Regions from separate parts of the Homo sapiens genome. Here region 2 is linked to region 1. A link is a contact called in ENCODE Hi-C or POLR2A ChIA-PET data. All regions are on one chromosome and are shown on one strand. Each heading gives the region's core, a stretch centred on a gene start or an enhancer-like site at or near the end of the contact. The rest is flanking DNA. Distances are from core to core; before and after follow the strand shown. Region 1 overlaps NFIB (nuclear factor I B). Region 2 overlaps NFIB (nuclear factor I B).

Region 1 (6,672 bases), core at 3,986-6,485:
CCAGGAAAGATTAAAAATCTGTGTACTACCAGCAAAAATTATTTCCCATCTCTCTTTACCTACCTACCTATCTATCTGCCTATCATCCACCTACGAACCTATGTGTGTATCACTTGAGAATATGAGCAGCCCTTCTTTCAGTACCTGCTTGGTGGAGAAGACAGAGACCTCTGAAGATTGACCCCCGAGTTCATGTCATGATAGTATGGTTGGCTTGGGATTTCTCCAATTGGGAAGTTGACTCCAGTTCCCTGGGTTATGGGCGCTGAGGAATAAGACAAAGAAGCACTGGGAATGACATTCGTATTTCTGACCTCTATTCAAATGTAATAATCGAGAATCTTTCATGCCTCTGGTCAAAGATAGAGAGAACTTTCTTCACCTTAAGCCTCTAATACCCACCATACAACCTGGGTAGGACCTGAAAACTTGCTCACCTTAGCAACGTTCAAGCTTGGAAATTTGAGGCAATCAGATTATAATCACTGGTTACCAATTTCCCGAATCCTATTCCTCAACCTTCTTTACTCACTCCTTTATATTAGTTGACATTACATCTGTCACTCTGCTAGTTAAAAATGCCTTGGAGGAAACAGAATATACGAGTCCTATCACTCAGCAACACCAAACAAGCTGCTTTGCACTACCTAGGCTCTCGAAAACCAAATCATTGTTAAATAAATAAACAGAGAACCGTTTCACAAAAAAAAGCAAAAATCATTATTCACAGCCTCCCAGTTAGGATATGATAATAATTATTAATATCATGACTTCTAATCCACTCAAATATTAATGTTGATATTAATGTTGATAATATAGAATAATAATTTTTGGTTTGTAACACAAAGGATAAATGCTTCAGGTGATGGATACCCCATTTACCCTGATGTGATTATTATGCATTGTATGTCTTTATCAAAATATCTCATGATATTTTGTATAATTACATCTGTTCACATTTTTTAAATTTAATTTTAGATATCATGAACAAAGCTGTGAGGCAGCATATTGTGTTAGAATCAGCAGAGTCTTGAGAGATAAATAGCCTTTTAGTTTAAACTCCCTCTGTATTATAAGTTATGTGCCCTAGTTTCCTAACTGTAAAATGGGAGTAATAATAACCGGACACATAGGATTATTTTGAGGATGAAATGAAATAGGTAGTGATAAGAGCCTAGAATCATGCCTAGTGTATAACACGTGCTCAACCATTGTGAGTTCCCTTCCTTCTTTGCTTTCTCCTCCAAACTTCTTCCCTGGTAGACTGGAATGGTTAGCAAAGATGAACAGTTCAAAAACGTGTTAAAAGCAGAGGAAGAGGTATAAATGAACCTGTTCGCTGAAAATTTGTTCATTCAACAAATTACTGACTGTGTCCACTGCTGGCAGGTGTTGGCTGCAATGTGTACAAAATAGTCTCATATATTGCCCTTAATAAAAATATTGGGCAACAAGCTGGGTAAGTAAAACATTCATGCGAAACACATAAATACCAAAATAGATGAAAATGAAACTGTCCAAATTAATGACATGATCCAAAACTGCTGTAGAATTTCAAGGGAAAAAGAATCCAATACCAGCTTGAATTGTCCAAGAAGTCTGCGAAAAGCCATAGCTGGCACTGGACTCTGGAGAATGAGTAAGAGATTAGAGGGAGGTCATTCTAAACAGGGACTGCTGCAGAAGCAAAATCATAGGTAGAGATAATGTGCAAAGTGGAGACCAGGCAGGTTGGTGTCAAAGAACTCCTTAAGAATAGTTTCCATTTCTTTACCTGTCTTAATCAGCCCTTCAAAAGCTCACACGAAATTGTACTCTGGGGCTTTGCAACAAAATTCTAGAGCCCCTGAGATGCACTCTAAGCATACGTGGTCTACTTAAACTCCTCCTCTCTCCCATCTGCCTCAAGTTGAGTATAAAATTCCAAAGGGATTGCAGATTTTTATGGAAGTTTTCTTACCCCTCATTTTTAATGAATATTCTAAATGTGTTCACTACCCTTTGAATTGTATTTTAATATTAGGCAGGCTAAGATTAACTTAAAATATTTTTAAGAAAGTATGATTAGGAGGTACAAGCTTTATCACAGAGAAGTAACCACGGAATACACAATGAACATCTCCCTTTCTGGACTAAAAATTAAATACATCAGTATATACATGACTAGTAACAGCTCCAAACTTCTGGATTATCTATCAGCCTTCTGATAGATTGTTCATGTTATATAATACACTGTAACATCCTTTACACAGAAAATACTTGTATCCAATGAGTAACTAAGTGCCTGATGGCTTGAATTATTTGGACAGCTAAAATGTAGCTATGTCTGTTGTGGCTTGAGGCACACCAAAGGTTAAAAAAATGTGAGGTAAGAAATCCCACAGTAACCGCATGTTTTATAATTTATTATTAGAACCATGTTCTATATGACACTGGAAGTGGGGTACATGCTAGAAGGAGTATTTCAGGGGCTCAAGTGAAGTAAACAATCTGTCTGGCTTCCTATCACAGTAATGGATACAATTCATAGACCTGAGTTATTAACAGGAAACTTAGAGGTTCCACCTTACATAAACTATTTTCAATTTATTAAGCTCATGCAATATTTAGGCAAAGATTTATAGTTTCTATTGAATACATATGGCTCCATAGTTAACATAATTTGCTTACCCATAAATAAACTAGATGTAATTTGTAGTAAATGATAATTTTAAAATCTTCAGAAATTGTTTTTTTCTAAATTTTGTTCCAGAAAGATTATTCCGCAGTGTCAAGACAGCAATAAAAACGACAAATATAGCATGTTCTCACTCATACATGGGAGCTTAAAAAGTTGATCTCATCGAAGGGGTTGTCAGAGGTGGGGGAGGGTGGGGAGGTGAGGAGATGAAGAGAGATTGGTTAATGGGTAAAAACATACAGTTATAATAGACAGAAAGAATAATTTCCAGTATTTGATAGCACAGCAGGGTGGCTACAGTTAACAACAATATATTACATATTTTAAAATAGCAAAAAAAGAAGATTTGAAACATTCCCAACATGAAGAAATGATAAATGTTTGAGATGACAGATATCCTAAATAGCCTGATTTAATCATTATACACTGTATGCATGGATCCAGAGATCACATGGATTCCATAAATATGTACACATATTATGTTTTAATTTTGTAAAGATAGCAATAAAATAATTTGTCTACGGATTTATGCATGAGCACTGTAAAAATTTAGTATGCATTCTGACACTAAATGGGAGATACAGAAAGGAAAGTAGATTAACAAACACGGCCAAAGTACTAAAACAACACACATGGAAATTATTTAATGACAGAGTGTGTGGGAACAGCAAGTCTCAGTCAGATATTCCTGCTTAAGAGCCTCTGGAAGAACTTACATCAGACGCAAAGATCAGTGTTAGCGCCTCTCCCAGGGAGCTACAAGAAGGCTGAAAGCTGCAAATCATGTTTAAGAGGATGCCGATATCCTCTTAGAAATGAAGCACCAAAGAACCTCAGATTCTAAGGGTTAGAGGCCAACCTTTAATCTCCCTTATTGTTCTCCTCACTCCAAAAGCTGATCCTAAATCAACTTTTAAGATGGAGATAATATCATTCAAAAGAGAGATCACTATCCTAATGCTGAATGGCTTCATTAGCTAAAGTCAACATACACATCAGTGGGTCTTATGATTGTAAAACCCTAGAGGACTGAAAGCACTAGCATACTGTAAACCCTCAAGAAGTCAGAATTTGTGATACACACATAGTGTTGTGCTGAAGTTTATGTTTACTTAGCAAACCCCTATTTCATAAATAATGAAGTTTAATTGTGTAAACAAAGATTATGATGCGGATATATTAAAACACTTAGGAGGAGAACTTATCAGGCCTTTCAGAGACACCTATTTACATATGGAGGAGAAAATAAATGTTTGCTGAATAAATTACGTAATGAATATAGATAATTAATGTGCTAATTACAAATCAGTAATGTTTGTTATAACAAATAACCTAAAAGTTTCTAGGATATGACATTATAAGTTAAGAATGAATGAATGAAGTATATTAAATTTACCTTGGTTTTGAACTGTTCTAGAAAGATAATTTTCATCTTTGTTTTAATGTTTGAAATTCAGATTTTTCAAAATATCTATCTGGGCTTTTGAAGGTTCTAATGTGGTTCTCCTTTGACAGCCCTTAGCATAATATTACCTATCATGAGGTACTAAATAAATATTTTCTGACAGCTGACTCTACTGCCCTACTCCTAAGAAGGATGAAAATATACCATTGAACTTGAACTCAGAGAAGTACAAATTTAAGCAAATAATTTAATAAGCCTCCTAACTGGAGCACCATAAGCCTTTCCGCTAAAGAAGAGTATGGGGAAGACACACACACCCCTTCAGATAACCCCTGTCTTACCTGATGCTACAAAGTGCTACTGGTAAGTCAGGCATATTTCTTCCCAAATTAAAAGTGAAAACTTTCAAATGTTGGATACCTTTGGATATCACATATTGATCTGGAAAAACACATTAAGGTACACTGCCTTGGACAATCTCCTTGCCCATCGAATACACACCCTGGGGCTACCAGAATACAGGATATTTGTGTTTCTTCTCCTACACTGCCACCATGTAAAAAGACCCATGAGAGAAGTCTTTTGGGCATACATTTATCCACTCTAGAATTATACCAGAAAGGATAAACTACTTAAGATCTTAAACGTTCATATGTATCACTCCCTGCTATACATGCTATTTGCACTGTTCACTTTAGAAATGTGAGCTATTTGAGGAACTACGGTTCAAAAGACAGTCAGTGATAGCGTGAAGATTCCTTTACTGAACAACAAGACTCTAAAACACTGCTTATTCTTATCCTCAGTAACTCGATTACTCTTTGTTCTTTCTGGATCATCATAATTCTTATTCATGACCTCTAAATATGACCCAAATGAGAAACACAACTTAGGCAGGTATCAGAGTGTGACTACATCATCTGAATAACATCACTCCGAAGTGTGATGCATTCTATCAAAATGTCAGGTGAAAATATACCCTTCAAAGTTACATAAATAAGCTAAATCAGTGAAGGGAGTATGAAGAAAGGAGTCACCTTCTTTAACATAATTAGTACATATAGATCTGCATCTTGGATATGTTTGTACATGCTAGTAATAAGTAAAAGAGTTAATCAAGGTAACGTCCCCTTTGCTTAGGTAGCCTGCCAGGTGAGCTTAGCCTAGAAAAATCTGATCCAGCCTGCTAAGAATGGTGTCTCAGGTGAAGTGGCCAGTTAAAACAATTGGACATTGTTTTGGATAACAATGCTTTCTATCTATATCCAACTACAATCTGCAAAGTTAATTTCTGCATCCCTCTACACTCTGCACGTTAGTGTGTATATCCTGTGCATCTCCAACCCCCACCAAAATGTTAGTAAAATGAAAAAGCACTTATCTACAGGAAACTTATGTGGGTTATCATAACAACATAGAGTACATTTAATTAATCACACTTCCTTTGATATAAATGGCCATCTATGGTCATGCAGAGAACAGTGAATTAAATGAATACCAATAACATGGCAATCAGAAAAACCCCAAAATTATTTTTGTACAACAAAAAGTTTTGATGATTTGAATGCAAACATTTTAGAAAATCAAGCAAAATATATTGTTATTTCATCAAAGGTTTTAAGATTTTAATTCAAATTTTCCTAATATGTGGTCACTCTTTATACTACATTTAAGGTTCAAAATATAAAGTATTTTAAATCATACTGCATGCTTAAGTAGTAACAAAACAATTTACTTACTTCTGGATACTCTTACAAGTTCTGATACATTGAAGACTCCAGATTTTACAAAACTATCCTCAAGGTAACCTGAAAATAAATATTAAAGGAAAAATGATCAATATAAGCAGAAAGTAAAATAAATGATTATACACTAGAATTTAAGTGTTTTAAAGCCAATGGTTTGAACAAAAACCAAATATGCTTACAATAAGGACTTTAAAAAATGACTCTTAGGAATGCAAATTAGGTTTGTTTAAACAAAAATAAAAAGTTTAGATACCAAATAATCTCTTAGGAAAATTTTTTCTTCCCTTTCTAAAAGTACAGGTTTATTGATGCGGTTTGATTTGCCATGGCCCATGCATACAGAATGGTCTGTGGGCTCTCAGTGAATGCTTTTGACTCGGTAGCACCTGGTAGACTAAAGCGAAAAATGAAAGAAAGAAAAAGGAAACCACAACCACAATTAGCACCTTGCTGGAATAATGTCAAAGATCTCTTAAAGCCACCGTTCTTTTGTAAACCCTTCTCTGATGAAAGAAAAGTGAACTGCTGTTACCAGCACCCCGACCCTTGTTCCAGGGTCACTAATAACATAAAAAGCAGAACTTGTATATACAGCAAATACAGAACTTTGCGTTGACCTATTTCTGGGCATCTTTAATATACGTTGCACGATTTCACTGCTTTCCTCACCCTTGCTACTATTCCACTGGACTCCTTTTATTTCAAGAATTAGACAACTTTTCTGGCAAATGGTGGTGAATCCAGGCCTCTGGGAATGCCACATGACCCTTAAGTCACACCGGGGCAGGGTCCACAGTGGCCATGGAGCCTGCTTGCTAGCTGGTCTATGTCCAAAACTA
Region 2 (6,414 bases), core at 1,320-3,819, 83 kb after region 1:
AGCACTGTTGTACTGCTGTAGATAGAACAACTCTAATCTTCACGTACTGCTGAATTACAATTAGGTGCTAAATCACCTTCAAAGAATGAACAACCTTTTGTTTTGAGGCTCGTCCAGAAGCATCACTAGGACCTGATATGTACAAGAAAGAAAAAAATAGTAACCTGGGCAGTAAGAGTTTTGTCAGAAGGAATGCTTGTCCTTATCAGAAACACCACTTATCCCCAAGGCTTGAACTTTAACTATGAAACTTTACCCACTGGGTTTTTAACACAATTACTACTGCAAGCTCACCATTATGTATTTAAACTCACAATAAAGAATCAATGCCTGATATTGCATTATTTCCTAAAAGCAGATTTTGATGGAAGACAAGAGGCTGGGCTCCAGTATCAAGAGTGTACAGGATATTTTTTAAAGACATATTTAAATAATAGCATTGATCATAACACAATAATCACTATACCCTCATCTTCCATTCCTACAACAAAGCCCCTTAACAAAGACATGTGTACGCATTATAGCTACCAGTTTTATATGGAACTGCCCACTAATAGCTAAATTGGCATCTTTATGAATTTAAGGTTCTCTATAATGTTGATTATGGCTACTGCTTTTGACTGTATTTTTCAAAACTGACCACAAAATAGAAGCTTCTAACTTCTCTCTGCCCTTGTGTTTGCAATCTCCAGAGAAAGCACTCCTTAATTTCATCATAGTGGTCAGTAATCTTTAGTGATTGAGACAGAAATTAAAATTGATTATTTGAATTCTGACAAGCTGCTTATGTTTGTAATTACCATAAAACTCTACCACAAATGCCCTAGAGTCCACGGGTGTGAGTGAGGGGTTGATAGGAAATGATCCATTTTCATGTATCTAGATTTAGGACGATGCATGTGGAATTGTAGAGCCACTTAAGATCACACTCATCCGTGCTGGACTAACTGAAGAGGGAAGTCACTATCCTCTCTTAATAGACCAGACAGTCCTCACGTCATTGCTACAATTAAATTCCAGAGAATTTTTTGGATTCTATTTAATGAATAAGGATATATTTTTCATGTGGTGTCATTGTTTCACTACTTCCCATGTTTATTTGGACAGATTCATAGCACTGGGTAGGAAATGTATTGGTTGGCAACTTCAGTTTTGGAAGAGAAAGTAAACACATGCTGATTAGCAAACAGTAAACTCTACTGTGTTTAATTTTGGCTTCTCTTTAAAAAAAAAAAAATAAAAACACAAAAAAGCCACTATTTGGTGTTGTGTTCCAAGTAGGAGCATTTGTCCCTAAGTTCTTTCCTAACCCCTTACTGGAGGGCTTCCAGAATTGCTCTCATTTTTTTTTCTTCTTCCCCTAACACCAGTGGCAAACGCCAACATTATTTAAGAAAATACTTGTGCATATGGTATCCTCCTAGCACAGATTTGCCATCCAGTTGAACAGTAGGGCCACTAACCCACACAAACTAAACTGCAAAATTATGAACTGCATAAACATAAACAATTGAATTTAGCCCTAATAAATTCAAGGTAAAATCACACTTCTGAAATTCCTAAAAGGCTACGTCACTGAAAACTATCAGGTCTGAGAACTGAAGGTGGTAAATATGACAATCTAAAACTTCCAATGCTCTCTTTAGAGCCAATTTCTTTCATCTATCTCATCCTATTGATTTACTGTGACTCCCCAAATTATTCTCCAAGCTTTAGCCATTCTTAGCCCTCTTCTCATCCATCTTCAGAAGATCATCAAAATCCCTAACACCCAAAAAGTGCCGAAGGCCAGCACACACAGGGAAAAGCTTGGCCACCTAAGATATACCATTGCCCACTGAGCACAAAAGCTCTTCATTATGTCTATGTACCTTCTCATTAAACAGAGCTGGTGTCTGATCTTTTCACTGCTCATGATTACTACTCATTATTAATCAGACTTCCCAACATGCTTCCAAGGTATGCAAAATCTCGTCCCCACATACCAGATGGGAAAGCTGAGGCATCCAAAAGTTAAATAACTCCCAAATAGCCCAATATAAGAGGTCAGCAACATCTCTTGCCGATCTACATTGTTTCTTATTCAATAAACATTTATTATTGATCTACCAAGCTCCTCACCCTGCTAGGTATAACAGTGTGTGTGTGTGTGTGTGTGTGTGTGTGTGTGTGTGTGTGTGTGTGTGTGTAAGCTCCTCACCCTGCTAGGTATAACAGTGTGTGTGTGTGTGTGTGTGTGTGTGTGTGTGTGTGTGTGTGTGTGTATTCTACCATATTCTGGGTTCTGGGCAAAACAGCAGATTATCAAAGTCCTAACCCACATGAGGCTTACGGTCTAGGAGGGGTAAGAAACAGTAAACCAAGAAACAAATGAATATGAAATATGTGAGGTAGCTATGGGGCAAAGAGTACAGCAGGGTAAGGAGAAAAAGACCTGGGAAGAAGAGAGTGGTAGCTGGAGTGGTAGGAGATTTTGGGGGCACATGTAATTTAAGTCTTCCTCTGAATGAGGTAAGGGAGCAAGCCCTACCTACGATCATCTGAGAAAAAAACGGTTCCCAGCAGAAAGGACAGACAGAGCAAAGTGCCTGAGGCTCAGCTGTACTGGAGGGATGGTAGTATTGCTGCTACTGAAAGGGCAGGCAGAGTGACTCACTGGGGAGAGGGAGGCAAGGGTCAGATCACACAGCACCTGGAAGTCACCACTAAAAGTAGGGGCTACAAATATAAATGAGACTACTCAAGAGAGACAGTCTTGTGAAGAGTTTAATACGTAAGGTTACATTAAAAATTCACTGCATTAAAAGCAGTTGATGCTTTCCCTACCATCACATAAAAAGTATATGTGCACAAACAGACAGAAGGGTGCATGCGCTGAATTTTATATAGTCTAGGAAACATTTTCACATTGGTTGTTTCAGTCAAATACAAAGAAGTTACAGAACAGCATCGAGTACCTAAGAGAGACCAAAAGCATTTCCTTCTGTAAAGCCCTGCAGCTGAGGGCTTACATCCGCCTGGTCCAATCAGTTCATTTCCAAACAAAGGTAGGAAATGGCTGCATCCTAGTATTTCATTGTGGACTCATGACTCAGTGCTTTGGAACTTGGTATCTTTGGGAGTGAGTGTCTATTCTCCACGTCTCTTGCCACAGGGGGAAAAAGGTACAGATAAACAGTAACACAATTTCACCCAACCGAGATATAAATCTGTGGGCTTCTCCACCCTTCTCAAAAATAAATGAATGAATGAAGGAAATTCAGTTCCTGCTTTTTTTTCTTCCCTTCTCTGTTTTGTTTCCTAATTCCCAGGACTCCCTGGTGTCTCCTAAACAGCATAAGGTCAACTGATGGTGAAAGTACATCACATGATAATTATTCAAAAGCTGTTATGTTATACAATATAGTTTATAATAGGAAAAGGAGTTACATTTGATTCTGCAAGAGCAGTCGGTAATATGCCCATTACATAGGGATTCTAAGAAACTAAAATTAAGAAATTTGTCCTAAAGAACAAATTGATTCTCCTCCATCATTTAACCAAAAAGGTTTGTAGTATTTTGTATTCACAATGTTACACAGGAGAACAGTAACTTAACTTTGAAAACTGTTTTCACACAATGGTCACAAAGAAAATAACACATAAATCCCATTAGGTCTTTTTGTAAAAAGCTTCCATAATTTCCAAATCCACGGTGTAGAGAGGAAAAGAGGAAAATGGCATGTGTATATGTTCTAAGACTATTACTTCAAATGAATAAGGTTTAGAGGTATACTTAACATACAAACTGTTTCCTTCAGGAAAAAGTGCAGGAACTCCTGGATAGACACAATACTCATTTCTGATGAAAGTTACAGAAGAAACTACCAGTTGTGTATGATCTAATACTACAAGTCACTTATTATCTATGAAGGAAAACAGAAAGAGAAAAGATAAGAAAACAACATTTAAATAAGAATGAGAAAGGAATCTCTGTTCTAACTTAAAGATACATAAACATATAAATCCAAATATGAGCCAAATTATTTTATAATGATATCCATGTGATCAATGAGGCATAACCACAAGAACCTTACACGATTATAATGAGAGAAGCTTCGAAACAGGAAATTTCTATCTACAAAAAGTACAAATTATTTTCAGAATATTGGAGGAATCTGGGGTTTTCTACCCAGCAGAATAAATTATGAAAACAGTGAAAGATACCCTCCAGAGGGAGAGAGTGCAAGAGTTTATATGTTAAAGAGAACATTACATTTCACTTTTCCAATGTAGAAACAAACTGAAGAAAATTTAGAGGGGATGGTGAGGATGAAGAGAAATAAAATCATAAAAAGGAATGAGTAAAAAATGTAATAAAAGAAGAGGAATATGGTTTCCACTTATATTAGTTTTGTCCTTCCATTAAAAATTATACCTTAAAGTCCATTACTCTTGACTATATTGCCAATTTCTCAAATAATACACTGGTCAAGTTCCAAAATTTCATTAAATATATAAATTGCATACATAAAAGTTCCTGTGTAGCCTATGGAAACATTTTAAATTTTCTTCAGCAAAATTGGGCCTAAAGTTTGGAAAAATTCCTAGAGAGTGAAATTAATCTCTCTGTCCCCATCTCTCCCTCTCTCCCTCTCTCTTTCTCTCCCTCTCTCTCAATAGATAATATTACCCTACTATATATCCTGCCATATATCTTTATACTCCAATTTCCTACCTAGTCCCCTATTCAGACATGCATAATGCTTCCATTTTGAAGCATATGGCTGGGGAGCCAAAAGAATTTAAATTGCCTTCAAAATGTGCATCGCATTATAAATGGTGTGAAAAAAGATCTTACTATTCAGCTCTCAACTTGGAGCATAAAGCAAAGAAGAAGCAACACAAGACTGCTTCAAACTTTATCCAAAAACTCAACAGCTTCACTTGTTTATAGAGGTACAAAAAGTATGCGACACAGTTTATAAAACAAGAACGATGTACTGTATGCAAAAGTAAAGTTAAAAGCAAAGTATAGTAACAGCCCTATCTCGTTACAAACACTTGGCAGCATGTCTAAAGTACCATGGTCAAAAACATGATACCGTCTGCGTTGTACTTCTGCCAGAAAGCACTCCCTAAGTCCAAGTCTCTTTAGCCATCATCACCACCTCATTTGGCAAACTCTCCCAAGCCTCAGTTCATCTACTCAAAATTACTCCACAGAAAGCAGACAAACTCTCTAGCTTTGTAGGCTGCAAGTATCACAATGAAGTAGCATTGGCAAGTGACAGCGTAAGATGGAGCTCTGAGGTTAGAAAGCCAGGACCAACTAAACTGTATCCTCAAAGCTTATTTGCATATCAAGTTGAGCAGGGCTGTCTTCATTTTGGTAATTCAGGGTTTCTTCTCTACTCTCACAGTAATTCCAATGGGTCTTTCTGAATCAGCCGCAGCTGAGAAAGAAAGCACATGGCAAGAATACACTCAGGCACCGAATACCTTTTAGGCAAATGAGGGGCAAATGTATTCGGCAATTACCTGCCATTTAACCATTTCTGGCCAGGTCTTTTGAATAATTCCAGAACCTCAAAAACTGCCTCAATAGTTATGTATGCATAACGGACCAGGCCATTACCAAGGCTAAGTAAATACAAGAATATGCATCAAGGTTTAGGTAATAAGTAGATAAATAGACTATATCAGTATCAACATCCATATCTACCTGTGGCATTTATAACTAAAAAAACAGCAGTTCATAATACATAAGTATAAATGTGGCAGTGAAAAGATGACTGATAGGACAGAAGTAGCTGCATGAATTATTAATTTTCCTAGGGCACGTAAGAATTGGCTTCCAAATTTTTCTTTAATCGACTTTCTCCAAAGTAGCATATTACATAATTCAAAAAAAAACAGATATTGTCATCTTAAGTTTACAGCTTGCCATATTTCCTAGAAAATAAACAATAATTAACAACATATCTCATAGTTGTTCCCTCCCCACCTTTCTTCAAGAAACTTTACACTCTGAAATGTAGATACATAAGCTACTTTTGGATCAGGGCCCACAACCATATGCTTCCAAAGGAATAATATGTACAGGTTAGTCTGGTGTGTACCAGATGTTAAAAAAAAGCAAATTCAAAAACAGAAATATCAGTATTCAATGCAGAAATATATTTTAAATTAAATCCCATTCTTCCTCTCCTTATAGACACAGAATCAAAGAAAGCCAATTGTATGTCTAATTTTTTAACCTTTTTCCTGAACAAAAATCCCAATTTGACTCATGACTCTAGATTCTTTATATACATAAGATCACAAGACAAGAAATGGTCATTTATAAATTATCCTGTCTCAGAGTGAGCCTCCTACCATATGCTGATATTCAACCAGAAGAATTTGTTTGAAAAGGCAAAAAAAATTCCAGAA

Evidence for each region. A loop is a pair of places that touch in the nucleus more often than their neighbours do. ChIA-PET counts read pairs that join two places held with the same protein, here RNA polymerase II (POLR2A). Pooled maps may share reads with other maps.
Region 2: a loop to region 1 is called in a map of endothelial cell of umbilical vein, with 2.1 times the contacts of the local background. The contact joins two enhancer-like sites. A Hi-C loop is called at or near these places in 4 of 168 maps with a recorded cell type or tissue (endothelial cell of umbilical vein and heart left ventricle) and 7 of 50 pooled maps. POLR2A ChIA-PET finds 5 or more read pairs at or near these places in 3 of 52 experiments (MCF 10A, OCI-LY7 and activated T-cell).

Annotation. Positions count from the first base shown.
Region 1 is chr9:14,150,001-14,156,672 of GRCh38, forward strand. NFIB (nuclear factor I B) reads right to left here. Exons shown (of 11, transcript NM_001190737.2): 4 at 5,825-5,893; 5 at 145-265. Among named protein-coding and RNA genes, the nearest start is that of NFIB, 160 kb to the right of the region's middle. Within about 2 kb of position 5,236, at least 3 of the 41 ENCODE cell types and tissues checked have a DNase peak (open chromatin) inside an H3K27ac peak, as active enhancers do; they include endothelial cell of umbilical vein, where a contact is called at or near this core.
Region 2 is chr9:14,235,627-14,242,040 of GRCh38, forward strand. The region is part of intron 2 of NFIB (nuclear factor I B); the gene reads right to left. Among named protein-coding and RNA genes, the nearest start is that of NFIB, 75 kb to the right of the region's middle. RefSeq lists an enhancer at 2,538-3,299. Within about 2 kb of position 2,570, at least 6 of the 41 ENCODE cell types and tissues checked have a DNase peak (open chromatin) inside an H3K27ac peak, as active enhancers do; they include endothelial cell of umbilical vein, where a contact is called at or near this core.